Regions from separate parts of the Mus musculus genome. Here region 2 is linked to region 1. Evidence: chromatin loops called from intact Hi-C (ENCODE). Cell type or tissue: heart. All regions are shown on one strand. Each heading gives the region's core, and the rest is flanking DNA. Links, peaks and the distances in the headings are about the cores only.

Evidence for each region. A loop is a pair of places that touch in the nucleus more often than their neighbours do. Peaks named below come from ENCODE experiments on the same cell type or tissue, not always from the same donor. Only the 100,000 strongest peaks of a DNase experiment are listed, where the experiment ranks them.
Region 2: it touches region 1 in a loop (2.1-fold over the local background); 3 of 42 quality-filtered maps call a loop at or near these places.

The regions. Positions count from the first base shown.
Region 1 is chr19:21,102,108-21,110,445 of GRCm38, forward strand. It overlaps 4930554I06Rik (RIKEN cDNA 4930554I06 gene), which reads left to right and starts at 2,603. Exons shown (of 2, transcript NR_126458.1): 1 at 2,603-2,645; 2 at 2,886-3,431. In heart, for the core only: no CTCF peak of the experiment used is centred there; DNase peaks (open chromatin) are centred at 2,654 and 4,284.
Region 2 is chr19:21,047,876-21,056,213 of GRCm38, forward strand. No RefSeq gene overlaps it. Among named protein-coding and RNA genes, the nearest start is that of 4930554I06Rik, 53 kb to the right of the region's middle. In heart, for the core only: no CTCF peak of the experiment used is centred there; DNase peaks (open chromatin) are centred at 3,316 and 3,646; H3K27ac peaks cover 395 bases.

The DNA of each region.
Region 1 (8,338 bases), core at 287-8,286:
TCTGCCAAGTGCCAGGAGTACAAACATGTACCATCATGTCCAGGTTATATGTATATATATATATATATATATATATATATATATATCACAACAGAATTATATATGTATATATATATGTATATATATATATATATATATATATATATATATATATATATATATCACAACAGAATTTATTATTAAAAAGTAGTGTTCCATATTTAAGTGGTAGCCTTCCATTACTGGAGGGGGTGGGGTGACATAAAAGAAGCAAGGTTTAGTTTAGGCTCATGGGTTTGTAGATTTTGGTGTGCTTTGAGCCCTGTGACAAGGCACTACTATATTATGGCGGGGAGTGTATGGTAAAACAAACTATCTCATGGCTAGGATGGGAGAGAGGAAGAATAAGGAGAAAGTGTACTGTACCTTTAAGGACACATTCCCAATGATCTGAAGACCTCCCATAAGGCCCCACCCTTTAACATGTCTACATCCTCTCAGTGGGACAGTAGACAGAGGCTCAAGCCTTTAATAACATTGATTGCTAGAGAGTGTTAGAGAATGTTCTAAGACCTGAATTTATTGTTATTATTTGGGGCCTTGGTCTTTGCCGTATAGCTCAGACTGACCTCCACGTTGCAGTCTTTCTGTCTGAGCCTCCTTAACGTTGGGATTACAGGTGGGCCACCAGATGTGGTGCTAGAACTTGATTTTTAACATATTCTAAACAGGGCTATCACACTGTAATGTTGCCCCTTTCCTGGCTTCATGTCCCTTAGTAGTTCTTTACTAGTTCACAAAACTGTGAGGGGTAATTGTTGCACATAAGCTGTCCTCTTCTGTAAGAAATACAATCCCAGCACTTAGAGGAAGGTCATGAGTTTTAAGTTTAGCCTGAATGTGAAACAATGAAGCTTAGTGGATAAACCTAGGTATTATACATCATTTTCCCTGTTGCTGTGAGTAAATGCCTTGGTTAGGACAAAGGCAACTTAAAAATGGGCTTTAATGGGTTTTATTTTTTATTTTGACATACAGTTCGAAGGGATACAGTCAGCCATATTAGTGAAGCTACGGCAGCAGAAACCTAAATCAGTTGATCATATTTTCTAGCTTAAAAGTATGTAGGGATTAGAAGGCAGACTAAAAACTGCTACTAAAAAACAAAACCCAAACAAACAAACAAGCCTTTAAAACTCCCAAACTCCACCATGTCTGAAGGGACTGTAGCCAGCCTGAGCATGGTACACGTGACTCTGCCTGGTCTTGTCCTTTCCCCCATTCTCTCTGCCTTACTAAAGGCCATTAGATTACATCCCTAAAAGCTGGCTTCCAAGGTCTATTCTCTTATTTGGCTACTTCTTCCTCTTGAGGCTGACCACCAAGCTCTATCAAAGTATTGAAGTCCAGCAATCAAAAGCCCCTTAGCCTGTACAGTTAAAATTAAACACCTCATTCTAACACAGCGTTTCCCCCTTTACATTTATAAACTGCCCTTTGCTTGTGTGTCTGTCTCCTCTCTAGCCAGAGGTAGTCCTCTGACCCAATCCAGGACATACCCCTGCCTCCTCTCCCTTGTTCCCTTCTCCTGTTTCCTTGACCTTTATCTCCTGTCTTTGTCTCTTATTCTCTGCCTTTGTCCCTCTGGGGCAAATAAATCTCCACTGTGCAGAGAACGTGGTCTTGGGGCTTCCTGAGCCTAGACTATTCCCTTACAAGGTCAAGTCCCACACCTAGTGATGTAATTCCTTTGGTGAAGCTCCCTCTCTTAAGGACTCCATAACCTTCTTACAAAACAGTGTTACCAACTGCTGGCAATAGGCATTTCACATTCAAACTGCAACAACCCCCAGCTACCTCAGATACCCAGGAATGTGGGTAGATGGATGTCAGTGGTTGAGGTCCTCATATGTAGAACCATCAGAAGGATAAGTTATATGTCTTATAAAAGACCATACACTAGATAGCTTTGGGGGGGGGGGAACAATTCTTGTTTCTCACAGTTCTGGAAGATAGGATGTTCACTTAGCAGACTGATTTCTAAAGAAGCCTGCTTTGTCATAGATGGCTCCTCCTCTGTGTCCTCTCATGGTGCAAGAGGTCACTAGTTCTCCAGGGCCTTGATTATAAGGACATTAATTCCATGAATGTGGACTCCACACTCCTATCCTAGCTTCCTTCCATAGACTTTATCTGTTAACACCACCTCTGTGGGACTAGGATTCCAATATATAATCTGAGGCAGCTACAAACTTTTAGTCTTTGAAAGAGCTGCCCAGAATTCCGATAGAGCAAGAAGTGGAAGAAAACGGGAGTACTGTCGGATTGTATCAACGGATGGTTCCTTCATGACTCAGAAAACAAGTGAGGGGACCATCTGCGGGTATTTGAGGTCACAAGGTTCTATTGGAGGCCACAGTACCACCCCGCCCCATCACGTGATAATAGAACCTGAGTACAGTAGATAGAACAGGAAAATACCAAGGGCACGCCCCTTCTGTGATGCAAACCACACTGGTCCTTGTAGTCTGATAGCAGGAGCAAGAGGAACAATAACATACTCTCCTATGACAAGTCAAGGAGGGAACAAACAGTAAAGCCAGCAGGCATCAAGGGAGCAGGCAGTCTCCTCAATGCCCAGAGTGGCACTAGTAACCACCCCAGGAGTGAGTCACTGGCATGGGGGAGGGCTGAGGAAAGGCTGCAGCTCTCGCGCACGCTGGGCTGGTAAACAACCCCAAAGGATCAGAGCCAAACCAGGAAATGCCAGAATATCAACCTGTGGTTTCGGGGTGGATGCCTGGGCCCCACCACAGGGCTGCTACAGGGGTAGTGTCTGGAGATAGAATCCAGAAGGTTCCATTTTAAGCAAGGTTTGAGAAGATCTTTGTTTTTTAAATCAGTAGAACCCAAGGACAAGCAACGGAGCACCTTGGGCTGGACTCTTAAGTTGGGAGACTTTGGAGCCACAGTCTAGCCTCGCTCTCAAGAGGAAGACCAGCTAGGGGTCAAGGGAAGACCCCCAGGGGTAAATCTGCTCATCCAGTGCTTAAGAAAACCCACTTCAAATGTGATATTAGGCCCATCGCCAAGGCCTGACTCAGCTTCTCTCCATGGCCTGTGCTGGGTGTTTGCTTAGGGTTACACTGTGGGCAGGACACAACCAGGAAGAGAAGAGAAGACCTCTTCACCCGCAATGTCCATGGGTACCTGTGTCTGCCCACCCGGAGGCCTTGCTGGCTTAACTAGAAGCATGCTGGCTATTTGAAAGTTTTGTTATTGTTATTCTCTTTGGTCTTGTTTTTATCGTGATTTGGTTTGGTTTTCCACGGGAGTTTGTTTCTGGGTTTAGACGCCTGATTTACTTTCTTCTAAAGCACCCAGGAGGGATGGGGAAATGCTTTGGGTCAGAATACAACATTTAAAAGTAAACGAATGAACTGAGAAGTTAATCTTACTGACTTAAATTTTTATTTCTTCTCTTGTAGATTAAGTTTTGCAAAACAGAGCTTGCTCAATTAAGTAGGATCTTAAAAATCTGAACATGTAGAGGTAGTTTAATTGTATCCATTGAGGGTTTTTTTTTTGTTTTTTGTTTTGGGGTTTTTTTGTTTTTTTGTTTTTTTTTTGCCCCACCCCTTCTCTGTTTGACATAGAGAATCACTGGAATGTATTAAAGACATCAGAACAAAGCCACTGTCTAAGACAAGTTGCATAGGAAATGAAACAATAAAGGTTGAGCAGGGCAGTGTGTTAAATTGAGTCCTAAAATGAGAACCCCAGTCAGGAGAATTGACTAGATCTTCACAAGGTCCTCTCTTCTTCTTCTTCCGGTGTTCAATGTTACCATTTTGTAGATCCTGCTCCCCCACTCTCTCTCCCCTCCCTTCTCTGTCTCTCTTTTTCTGTCTGTCTGTCTCTGTCTGTCCCCACTCCCACACACCCCCTTTGCCTTCCTCCTTCCAAATTGAGTACATAGGTTTTCAAGTTTCAGGAATAAATCAAGCCAATAGATGCTCAGCTTTGGTTGAGGACATGTGAGGAGGAATGGGGGTTTTGTTTGATCAGTTTGGGGTTGTTTTCTTTTGTTTTGTTTTAAGATAGAAACACAACTCATACTATGTTTTTCCTTCTTTTGGTGATGATCCACCCACTGGGTCTTGCCATCAGTGACAAGCTCCGATTGTAGTCGGCAGATGGCCTTTGATTGGCTGGATACCATCAGTGTTCCTTCTGGGTGAGCTATTGAGTAACAAAGTTTCAGAATGCATTTGGTTATTCACACTGTAATTAAAGGAAGGTCCTTGCTTTGCCCGCAGCTTTCCCAACACAAACAGAAGAGGCGTGAGTCAGCGCAGGCAGCTGCCCCGAGGTAGTACAGTGTTTGTTTCTTTTTTTTTTTTCTTTTTTTTTTTTTCTTTTTGCCAATAAAATATGCCTGGGAGGACAAAGAGCAGCAGGAAGCAGTGACACAGAGTGAGCTGGGAAATTCCAGCTGCCCTCCTGCCCTACTTATAAGGAATAGATATGAGTCATTTTTTTTTAAAGATGCAAACAGATGTTGAATTGGCTAACAAAGTCCCATGCAACATTTAGCCTCTTAGGACTTTGTTTCCTCTTCAGCGGAAAAAGAAAAACAAGGTATTATATTTGGACGTGGACACCTGGATAGTATTGCCAAGTACAGCCATGGAAGAAGAGGCGAGCACACATGCTGTTCTGCTCGACTATGCTATTTCTTCTGCCCTTGAAGTCAGCCTTCAGCTGACGCATCCTTCTACATAAGACAAGCTAAAGGAGAGAATACACCACAGTCAAGGGCCTGGCTGTGAAGATTTGGTGGCGTGTCCTTCGAGACACTGAGTCAACAGGCATAAACATTAACCTGTGTGTGTCTCTGCGATCACCACAGTGTATGAAGGTAGCGTCCTAGGTTTGACCTCGGCTCTGCACCAAACAGCCAGGTGGCCATGTTTCCTAACTTGCAAAAGCAAGCTTGCACCTGGAAGGGCACGCGCTCTATTGCTAGTCTGTAATTGCAGGATTAAAAAAAATTGAAAATATGTAACCACACTTTCCATCTATCAGTTGTGATTTTTTTTAAATCTCACCTACAGTGAGACTAAACACATGAGATAGGAAATAATTTTTTATCAATTTGCTTTCATGGGAGGGACAGAAAGCAAGGCAGAATAATGGGTTAAGGGTAAGATAAAATGTGTAACAGGCAAACAATTAATTTTTTTTTTCTTTTGAGCTCCGGTTGTTATAATGATCACATGAGCTCACCTCCTTACACAGTTTATGGTGGATTATTATGCCCTCCAGAAGTGTTGTTGCCATTATTAACAAAGTAAGCATAGTGATCCAATAAACACTGGGCAAACTCCTCCTGCCTAACCAGGAACTAAGCTAAACATTAAACAGAAGCTTACTACAGTCAAGAGAGTCAGACAGATGACAATATTTATCCTTAAAACGGCTTGCTTGCTTTTGGTTTTTGTTTGTTTTACTTGCTTGCTTGCTTGGTTCGGTTTGTTGGTGTATTTGTTTGTCGGAATGATTTCAGATTAAATATATTGCTAACCCCCCGCCCCCCTCCATTTTCAAAGTCTATGCTTCCTTTTAAGTACGGGTGCCCCAAATCCCAAGAGAAAGGTGTGTGATGTTTTGCAAAGTCTCCACTGGTTTCTGCAATCAGTGAAGAAGTAAAATATGTCACGTCTACAATCATCAGGATCAAGGACAGTGTGTGTGTGTTTGTGTGTGTGTGTGTTGGGGGGGGGGGTGTGGTGTGGTGTTCAGTGACCTGGAGGGAAGGGAGTGAATAGTGGCAAGCTCACTGTCCTCGGGGATAGAGGACTGACCTTGGGCTGTGAAGCACTGTGTTATCTCTGGCTCAGGGTTCCTGCTTGAGCCTGCTCACCCTTCTCAGTTTACACTGCAGAAGAACTGACTGATTGCCCTTCCCTGCCTTGAGTGTCTTTAATGTCCTAAGCTGTCTCAGACTTCTGCAGATTCTCACCCCTGTCTTTAGCCTGACATCGCTCATTCCCAGTACCTCGTTCTTCTGTCCTTCCCCTCACCTGCCGGGCCTTCAGGTCTCCCCCAGGTTACCCGCTGCTCAGGCACGGAGATGCAGCCCCATCTCACTCCCTAAATTTCCCTCGGCTCTCCCTGTCTCCCACCCCGTTAAGGGCCTCCAATCTTCTGCCACCCCAATGGCATTGACATGGCACTTTAAAGATTTCGGACCCCCCTGCCTCCATCTGACATCACTCCTGATATTCTCAATTGTAAGACATGTCTTTTGAAGAACATTTAGCCATGCCTGAAGACATTTTTTTTGTTTGTTCCTCCTGGAAGTGTGGGAACCTATTAGCCTCTGTTGGGTAGAAGCCAAAGGTAGGAGTGCAACTCAGACAATCTCAAGACAGCTGGCAACAGCTCAGGACCATCAGGCCTCAAATAACACCAGTGCTATGGTTGAAAAAACACTACTAAGTATCTATAAAGTAGCGCCTCATTCAGCCAGCTCTAAGCACAGTGCTGGCTGCTCAATAGAAATCCAACCTCAAAATAAACTTAAAGTAACTGAAAACACTGGCTTCATCAGACTAGGACATAGGTAACACCGGATTTGACTTCTGACAGGTCAGAGGCAACTCAAGATTCAGCGGTAGGTGACTCACAGGAGCTGTCCCAACATGTCTGTCCAGTTCCCTCCAGGACTATTGTTCTCTTTTCTGCTGTTTGCCTGGAACCTATGTATACCGTTCCTCACTCTTACCTGTTTGTTTCCGTTCTACTCTAAAGTAGTGATTTTACCTTGGCACAATAAATCATACTCCATCTGTTTATTCCCAACCTTCCCATTTCATGTTAACAAGCATCTCAATTACTAGGTACTGTGCAGTTACCACAAGGACAAAATCATGAGTAAGAAGAGGCCTGTCCTGCCTGGGGGATCTTGAGCAGCAGCAGAAGAGTGGGGGAGGGGGAGTCCGGTTCTCTCTTCTTTAGCAGGTTTCAGAGGATAAGGCCTTTGCTGGGTCTTCAAGCACATTCATTACTGATTTTGAAAAAAAGCACGTATCTGTACATGTTCTTTCACTGCTGGAGGTCAGGCCAGGTTGTTTATAACTGCTATATCCATTAGGATCAAAGCTTTAGCTTAAGTTCCAACAACCTCTCAGGGGCTTATGAGAATCCAGGCTGTGGGGGTCCATCCTCAGGTTGTGATTCCCCATAGGTCCCGCATGAAACCAGAAAATTCACATTTCTGACTGCTGATGCTGCTAACAGTGATGATGATGGTAACAATGATAATGATGGTGATGGTAGTGATGGTGATGATGGTGGTGGTGATGATGCATCTTTTCATGGTATCTAGGACCATATTCCACTATACACAGTCAGCTAACTCCTTGCCTGACCAACATACACCTTCCCAGTTCTTCCTAAACAAAATGTTTGAGTGCTTGAATTTCTGCCAACAGGAGAGGAGAACCCTTTCCAATGTATTCTTATAACCAAAGCGCATCAGCTTTTAAAAGTAAGCATATTGTCAGATTCACTTTATTATACTCAGTGCCCTTGGGAACATAGTTGCTCATTGGAAATAATGACCAATAACATTCTTGAAGACCTTTATAACTGGAAATAAAATGTTTTATTTACTGATGCATTAAATGTACAACCTTATTATCCAGGCTTCCCTTTTTTTTTTGGTGATATGTATTAAATGCTTTTATTTTAATGATAGTGTTTGGCTACATGAATGTAGCACTTCTAAATATGTTTCTTTCCATTCCTTCCTCCCGCCCCCCATATGTGTGTGTATGTGTGTGTGTGTATGTGTGTATGTGTTTGTGTGTATGTGTTTGTGTGTGTGTGTGTGTGTTTTGTTTATCATTTTGAATTCCGTGGGTTATAGCCTTGTATAATCTCCTTCTCTCATTCAGTCTCTCATCTTCAATGATTTCCCACAGTTCTAACAGGTTATCCACGTGCGTCTTGAAACTTTTAATCTGTGGAGACAAATGCTAAACATATGAGGTTCCTGTTAACATCTGCACTGTGCTGAATTCCAGTTGGCTGGTATTTAATGCCTTAGTTGATAAATATGTAAAGCTTAACTTCTAAGAGAAACACATGTAACTGCATACATTTTTTTTGTACACAGCTTCTTTTGACCCACTAATATCAGCAATAGCAAGCTTACATGTATGGCTTTTAGGTGTGTTTGTGTGTGTGCATTTGTGGATGGGGTGTGTGTGTTTGTGAGTGCACACGTGCACAGGGATGTGGAGGCTAGAACGCAACAGTGGATATCTTCTTCAATTGTACTCTTGATTTT
Region 2 (8,338 bases), core at 181-8,180, 54 kb before region 1:
GAGAAGTCGAACTCTGAGAAATGGGTCTGTTCTTGCATATTAACTCGATTATAGCACACAGTAGTCCCAGGTGATCTCCCACAAAAACACTAGCCAGGCCAGAATCCTGTCAGATAAGATCAGGCACATTCAGGATGGTAGACCCTCAGACTGTTCTTACGCACTCAGTAAATCCTCAGTAAATACCCACGCCACCCATCTAAACCAAGATTAACTGTGCTTTAAATCTCATTTTACACATTTAAAGAGGGAAAAAAAGGGTGCGGGGGGCGGGGGGGAGGCTATGCAGCCAGGACAGGAAAAATTTCTAAACATGTTTTGTTTCTTGGAGTTTGCCAACACTACAGATTTTTCTGTGTTTATTATTAAATATATAATGCCACACTGTTCCCTCTAAAGCCATTCAGCATGAAAATTGATAGCTCTAGTTGCTTATTTTATTTTCTGCCGAACATCTCAAAATATTCTCTACAACCAGAAAGGGGGTGGAGCAGGGGGTGACTTATTTTCAGTGTTATAAAGCATGAGGATGTAAAATTATGGAGTGAGCACTGCTAGAATAGTTCACTAATAAAAATAACCAGACTTTTGAGTCACTCCTCATTACTGGGTTTATTTATAGTCATCTCTGTTGTTACTCTGGAGATGAGAAGGCAATACATTGCTAAGCAAAATACACCAAGAATACATTTGAAAGGCAGATTGGATGGCACACCGCACCCAAGTATCTTCAAGGTCATGACGTGACAGAGCTTGAATCCTGACCGTCAGTGACATGGCTGACCCAAGAGTACCCAGAGCTAGCAGAGCTCTGCCAGTGAGGATCCCTTTAGAAAAGAGAGTAAAAGATAAATATAGATTCCATGCATCTCATATACTAACTGCAGCTCTAGTTAGGACGCAAGCCCAGGAGGCAGCCATTGAACAGAATAACATGAGAAATGCCCGGGTCTGGGAAAACTCTAAAATTTACCCATGAAATATTATAGGGAGCAGTAGCATTAGGAAACAAAGCCCCAATTTGGGAAACTGTACAAAACTGAAGAAAAATAAAGACCCCTAAACTAAAGATTTCCTGTCAGCTTTCTCTGGACCTTGATTCTATTTGACAGAGAAGAAGTAGCCATCCGAGATGGCTGTGTGCATGCTGAACTCAAAGATGCTTATATTTTACTGGTCATTATGCATCATTTTTAAAAAAGATTTTTAATTATATGTAAGTACACTGTAGCTGTCTTCAGACACTCCAAAAAAGAGCATCAGATCCCATTACAGATGGTTGTGAGCCGCCATGTGGTTGCTGGGATTTGAACTCAGGACCTTCAGAAGAGCAGTCAGTTCTCTTAACTGCTAAGTCATCTCTCCAGTGCCCCATTATGCATTATTGATGAAGGTATTGGAAGACACTTAGGTTTCCCAATGCATCTTAAATAGTGTCAAATATATTTTGGGGAAGAAGCAAGCTGTTTTATTAGGTAATCAAACATTTCTTGAACAATCTGGATGTTCTGTATATGTGGAGAAGACAGAGAATAGTCAGCAGAAAATGATCCCTCCCCCTTGTAAGCCTGAGTGAAGGCAGAGCATCATGGGAGTATCTCTGGTTTGACTTGGATATGCTCCAACCCTGAATGAGATTGTAGTTTTGAGGATGTGCCATGTTATCAGTAGTTTCAGACTCAGAAGTCACTCTCACTGTGAAGAGAATGCATTTAATGCTAAGTAAGTAACTTAGGGGGGAGGTTATTGTATCCAAATGTAAAGTAAAACTGTAGGCAGGAGTTGGATACACATACACACACACACAGACACACACACAGACACACACACAGACACACACACACACACACACACACACACACACACACACACACAGAGCCACTCCCAGGATTAGAAGAGCTTGATGTTGCTGTCTTCAGTGTTGTAAGTGCAAAAAGGAAGGAGAGAAAAAGACATAGGGAAGAAAGGGCAAAAATGGAGTTAGACTGGATTCCCTGCCTGGAAATGACAAAGACCTAAGTTTTGAAACTACTGGGTGAGAAAGATCTGGATAAGGTCATACAGTGAGAATGTAGCAGAGTTTCTTGGAAAGAAATGAGACAATTCTTCCGAGTAAACAAATAAAAAAATAAACAAGACAATATAGTAAGGAATTCACGGCACACTGTTTTTATGCTGCTTGACCTCTGGGCAATTTGGGATATCTCCGAGCACTTACAAAGCCAGATAATGGACACTGGAGTCCATACCAAGTGAAATTGATTGGGTAGGACTGTGATGTTCCAGGCATTTGCTTTTCTGCTAAGATAAGCACAGTGTATCTACTTGGCCACAGGCATGGACCATGGCCTCCTCATGGCTCTTTCTTAGCTGTGCCCCCTTTGGAGAATGACCTGGGCTCCTTGAATCTTGTTAGCCTCATCCCTGAATTAAAGAGATATGACTGTCCTGGAGAGTAAATAAATCAATATGCGTATAGTACTTAGAACACAATAGAACCTGGCATATACTTCTATTTTCATCTGTTCCAATTTCAGAGGTAGGACCCATGGAGTCATGGCCCAGGAGAAAGCCATGAGTCCAATTTTACAGTGGAGGTTTTCAACCTTGTGTGGGCAGCCATTATCTGGGGAGCCAGTGTTATACATGAGTGTACTGGACCCATCACGAAGTAAAAGGTCCGAATGGTATTTATAGGACTTGCTTAGAGCCATGTGATTCTGATGTCAGTCCCACTGAAGCCCAGGTGACTTGGAGATGTGAATCTGAGATTTCCAAGTTAGAGTCTTACATGGTAGGGACCAAAAGGGTCTAGTAGAGAACCAGAAAGAATATGTTTTAAATTAGGGGCAAGAGTAAAGTTTGAAGACATAAGAGAAACACTTGTGAATAAGATGGGAGAGTCCAATGTGAATAAGTATTTATATTGCCTATATGTGTAAATATACTAGAATATATGTATACATACATATATGAACATACATGTGATTCACATGTATACATTATTTATACACACATATGTAGGTATGTATACCCATAATACATACACACACACATATACAAATATATCCACACATATTCATAACCTCTTTGTAGAAATAGTTCATCTCTGTGATGAAATGGTTGGCTAGTGTTGATTTTTTTTTCCAGCAGGTTAAGAATAAGGAAAAATAAAGGGACTAGGGAAATTCCAGAAGCCACAGATCCTCAAAAAAGTCCCCAATTCAAACTGCTTCTCCCAAGCTAATCACAGTGATGGAAGCCGGAAGAATATGAAGCAGCCAGTTTGGACAGGAACTACATAGGAGGAGGCGCTTTCTATTCTGAGAGGCCCATCCCCAGCTTCTTACCACAGACCTCCGGCACCACTGAAGTTGTGTTTCTCAGAATTCTAGACAAGACGAAGAAGGTTCAGGATAACACAGGCTCAGTAGTCAACACAAGCAATGGCATAGATTATACGTTCTGACCTTACCCAGGGAAGTGTAAAACATATTTAGTATTTTCACAAGTGTCCCTAGTGAAAAGCTCCATTTCCATAACTGCCCTTGGATCATCCCTCCCAACTCAGCACAGGAAACCCGGCCTGACGGCAAGCTAGGTCACTGCTGCCCTTAGGCCTGACCTGCTGCTGCCTGGATCTGCCACCAAAAGCAGCTCTGAGAACGCAGGCATGTTCAGACTCCAAAAAGACACTTCCTGCCTGAAGACAGGTCACTCAGCTTCAGACGCAGTCTGGAAAGGAGACCTAGGAAGCCTGCTCCTTTGTCAATTGCTTTTAGTCTCTGGTGAGATTAATAGAAAGATAGGATGTCATGAGTATGCCTGTTTGGGATTCTCCACCTTGCTGCGGCAAGATTAGGAAATGCACACATGCAGGCATGAGCCCATACATGAACAGACACTTACACACAAAATAGACATGGACCATGGCGAAGAGAAGTTACTAGTGCTAAAGAGAAGACAGCATCCCCAAAACCCTACAGGAAGAAGAAAAGTTAAATGGAAGGAGGTAAAGACCGAGTATAGCATCAAACAGCAGCAGTTACGCTGGCTGCCTGAGAGGCCATAACTTGGCTCCCTTGTTTGCATTGCAAGTCAATACTCCTCTCCCTTGAAACTCCAGGTTGTAAATGTGTTCATAGCTGAGATCATCTAGTCCCAGACATACAAAAATAAAATAAAATGAAACTGCTTAGTCATTGTTCCTGGTGAACCAGTTTGGCAAGAGTTAACCTAGTTCCTCCCATAAAGCTGAAGATATTTGGCTCACAGCTTAGCCAGGAAGCTGCTCTCCCCACAGGTTTGCTGACCTCAATCAGGACGCCCCAGAAACTTGGGCCTTCACAGAATGATCTTCCTAATTGAGTGGAAATGGCAGCGTTGCACACTGTCCTTGCCAGTCCCTGCCATCATTGATAGATCAGTTTCTCCGGTGAACACAAGTATCCTGAGTTTTGACTTCATCCCAGTGGGCCGTAGAACTCTGGCTCTTGAATAAGGTGTGCCAGCTTTCCCTATGAACTCACAGAGAGGTTGGAGAATTACAAATCAGTTAACCTAAATGTGAGCCTCCAAAGGGCTGGAAGACCGGTAGCTCCAGAAGTTTCCATAGGAGAGACAGGGACAGAGATATTGTTGGAAAAGGAGCAGTTAGAGGCATCAGCCTCATGCTGTGACCTAAACCAGTGAATGAGCAATAATTGCTTATCCCTGGATTACACTCTGAAGAGAAGCAAAACAAAGTAGGTCTTGGAGGATAATGTCAATAAGAAGGAGAGAGAGAGAGAAAAAAAGCAAACCAATTGTCCATATTAAAGAATAGTAAAGTCAGACAGTGGTGGCGCACGCCTTTAATCCCAGCACTTGGGAGGCAGAGGCAGGCGTATTTCTGAGTTCGAGGCCAGCCTGGACTACAAAGTGAGTTCCAGGACAGCCAGGGCTACACAGAGAAACCCTGTCTCGAAAAACAAAACAAAACAAAAAACAAAAAAACAAACAAACAAAGAATAGTAAGGCCAATCAGGGCAAGTGGAGGACAGTGGACAGTGCAGGCAGAAATGGGAGCCAGGAGGATCCAGGCAAAGTCCAAAGGGCCATTCTGGTGCTGGGTGGTGGAGGGCGGGGCAGAGTAACTGATTTGTCTTGACACCTAACTGTTAGCACAGTGACTCCTGTAAGAGTCTCTACTTATTGATAAAAGGGACCCTGAGCACTTAATAGAGAGGAAGATGGAGCAGTAAAGAGGAGGTCTGAGAAGATAGAGAGGGGAGAGAAGGAAAGGGGAGAACAAGAAAGGGGAGGAAAGACAGACAAGGAAGATGGGAGAAGAGGACATGGGGGAGGTATCCAGCTGAGACCATCTGACTTCTTAGGGGACCTCTTGGAGCTTAAGAATGGTTTCACCCTTTTCATCAATCTCATAACAAATGCAGTCGTTGGCTGTTGCTGTGGCCAAAGCTCTTGCTCTATGGAAATAAGATTTGTTTCCTACTGCTACATCCATCAGAATTGCTTTCTAAGGGTGATTTCATACAACTTCCTTTGACATACAATGGGATGAAAGAGGAGCGCTATGGGAATAGAGTGCTAATATCAAATCCAAGCCTTGCCCACACTATGTAAGCACTCTGCCTTCTGAACTATATACACCTCGGGCCCTGCTTTGACATCTTAACGGAGATTCTACCCAACCTGGTCCAATCTTTCTACAGAAAGCAAACCCATTTCCCTTACTTCATAAATATCGCCACTGAAAACATTCTCATGGGTTCCTTCCCTCAACAAGTTCTCCTTGTATTTCTGACCACTGTTTGAGCTGATGGGAAGATAAGTGTGAGCCCAGTTTCCGTTATCATGCTATTTGTGGACTAAGAGGCACCAATCAGAAACTCAGTGTGTCACGGTGCTGTCATTTCCAGTAAGAATAAAAATGCCACAAGCCCTGGACTATGATGTAATGAGAGGAACTGTAACAGACCTAAGCAAAGAGAGACCAGAGTGAGGACCCAAGGTCACCCGAAGGCTGGTGTGACACACCCCCCTCTGGTATGAGGCTCCTTTATTTTATTTAATATGGCTTTCTGGGCAAGAGAGGACCAATAAAGACAGGCCATCTGTGTCTGTGCTCCCCCCAGCTGCCCATGAAAATCTCTCACAGTTGTTACCTTCTGGAAGGCTCAGGCTGTTGTCACTATTCCCAGTTTGCTTGTTCCAGAGAAATTATGAAAGTTTAAGAACAAAGTATTTAGTCTTTCAAAATTATCTATTCTCCTAGAACAAAAATTAAAATAATATGTGTAAACGCAGCATACGGATGCATTATTATTTATCTCCTACTGGGTAAACTAGAAGATGATTTGAATCCCGTTGTCTACTGGAGAGTCAAAGGCTCCCAGCCTCCGCAGTGGAAGCAGGCTGTGCAACGGGGCTCACTCTGAGATCATGAACCAATCCTGTCAGTTCCTGAGCAGGCACCGGTTGGGATGGCAACCTGTGTGGAGAGTAACAGTGCTCGCCACACATTCCTATCCTGTGTCCCTTCACTACCCAGTGCTCTCTCCCCTGCCAATCTCACCATGCCTTAAAGCACCATTTCTAAAGAATACTAATGTGGATTGCAGACCTTGGCCACAATCTGACAGTCTTTTGAGAGAAATTGAGAGGTAAATATAAATAAATAAATAAACAAACAAAATAAATAGTAATAAATACCACTAAACAGAAATCCCAATTAAAGTGTGATGCAATTAGTCTTTTTAAAATTTTTTCTGAGAGTAGTTTATTATATTTATTTTTAAAAAAGAATACAGACAAAAACAAGACCTGCTGGTTCTGGCTAAGCCATCTTGTACAGTAGCTACTGCCTGTTTTTTTTTTTTTTTTTTTTTTAACAGTTTCAAGAGAGGTACATTCTATTCCAAGGCTCATGCACAGGGCTTACTTAGCAATATCATTCCTTTTGTCTTTCATCCTGTGTCACTGTGGTAGATAGAAATGCTGGCACAGCCTGCTAATGTCATCGTGGACCAGTGAGGCTATTAGTGGGTGGCGGATTTTAAAGGTGTATGTTTATTCTTACTTCAGCCTCAAATTCCTATTCATAGAGCACACTGCCCACCTACCTACACCATCCTTCCTTATTTTGAATCAAATTTCATCTCCCTGAAGTATATATTAAAACTGACAGAACGTTTATCAGTTGCTACTTAGGGCTGGATGTGGGGAGCTATCCCTCACTTGCAATATCCGAGAGACAGAACAGTTGGGTGGGCTATGATTAGACAACTGTAAAATAGTTGAAGTACGTGAGCAGAACTCACATGAGAGAAAACCCCAGACAGCTGATAAATATGTGGGGGAAAATGTAAACCCTCACTAGTCATCAGGGGGAAGCCTCTTTAAGCAGCAATAATATATCATTTCATGACCAACAAGCTTAACAACCATCCTAAAACAAGAATTTGTGCTGTCAACCCTGAAAGAACTCGGCAGGGTGTAGGGATATCTTCTCCGAAGGCAGTCATGGTGTTCTCAATGCTGGACACCTTGCTTAGTGCCATGCTTCCCAAGTCTATGAAAGCCATACACAGCCCACGTAAAGGAGAGACCCCCGAGGACTCCGTGGCACTGTGCATAATGATAAAGTGAACTAGAGAGAAAATGGGTATCACAGGGTAGAGTCAAGCTATGTGCAGAAACATAACAAATCTTGTGTTTCGCTCACCTCATCCGGCAAGGAAAAACGCAACACGGTCGGATTCTTCTCAACAGCTTTATTGCAGGAACGCCTCGATGCTACGGAAACCCCGGGAACCCAGGGAGGACTGCTTATATACACCCCAGCACTGGGGAGGGCTATGTGTCCTCCTGGGATTGGTCAGTCTGCCGGCACCTTAATTTGCATGCACCCACTCGGGAGGGGTTGGCGACAGATTCGGGCTAGTGCCTGCCTGCACATCTGCCTACATCGCTTTTTCTTAAAGATGAATTGAAGAGAGAGTAGTGAGAGGAAGGGGGGGGAGAGAGAGAGAGAGAGAGAGAGAGAGAGAGAGAGAGAGAGAATCCCACTAATATAAGGAGAAACAAAAGACTAGTGTTCTGCTTCCCACTGGCTTCTGGGGAGCTGGGTACAGCAAACCTCAGAGAAGCAAACGAAGAAGAATCCTCAGAAAGAAGAAAGGAGGGAAAAGTGACACAGTGAGATGATTGCTTGATGTGCCTAAGAGTTTATTACAAAAAAGGAGGACTGATGAATTCATTTCTCTTAAGTCCAAATGGTAAGCACGTGTTTATTTTATTTTATTTTTCTGTGTATTTGAAGAATTCCAAGTTGAAA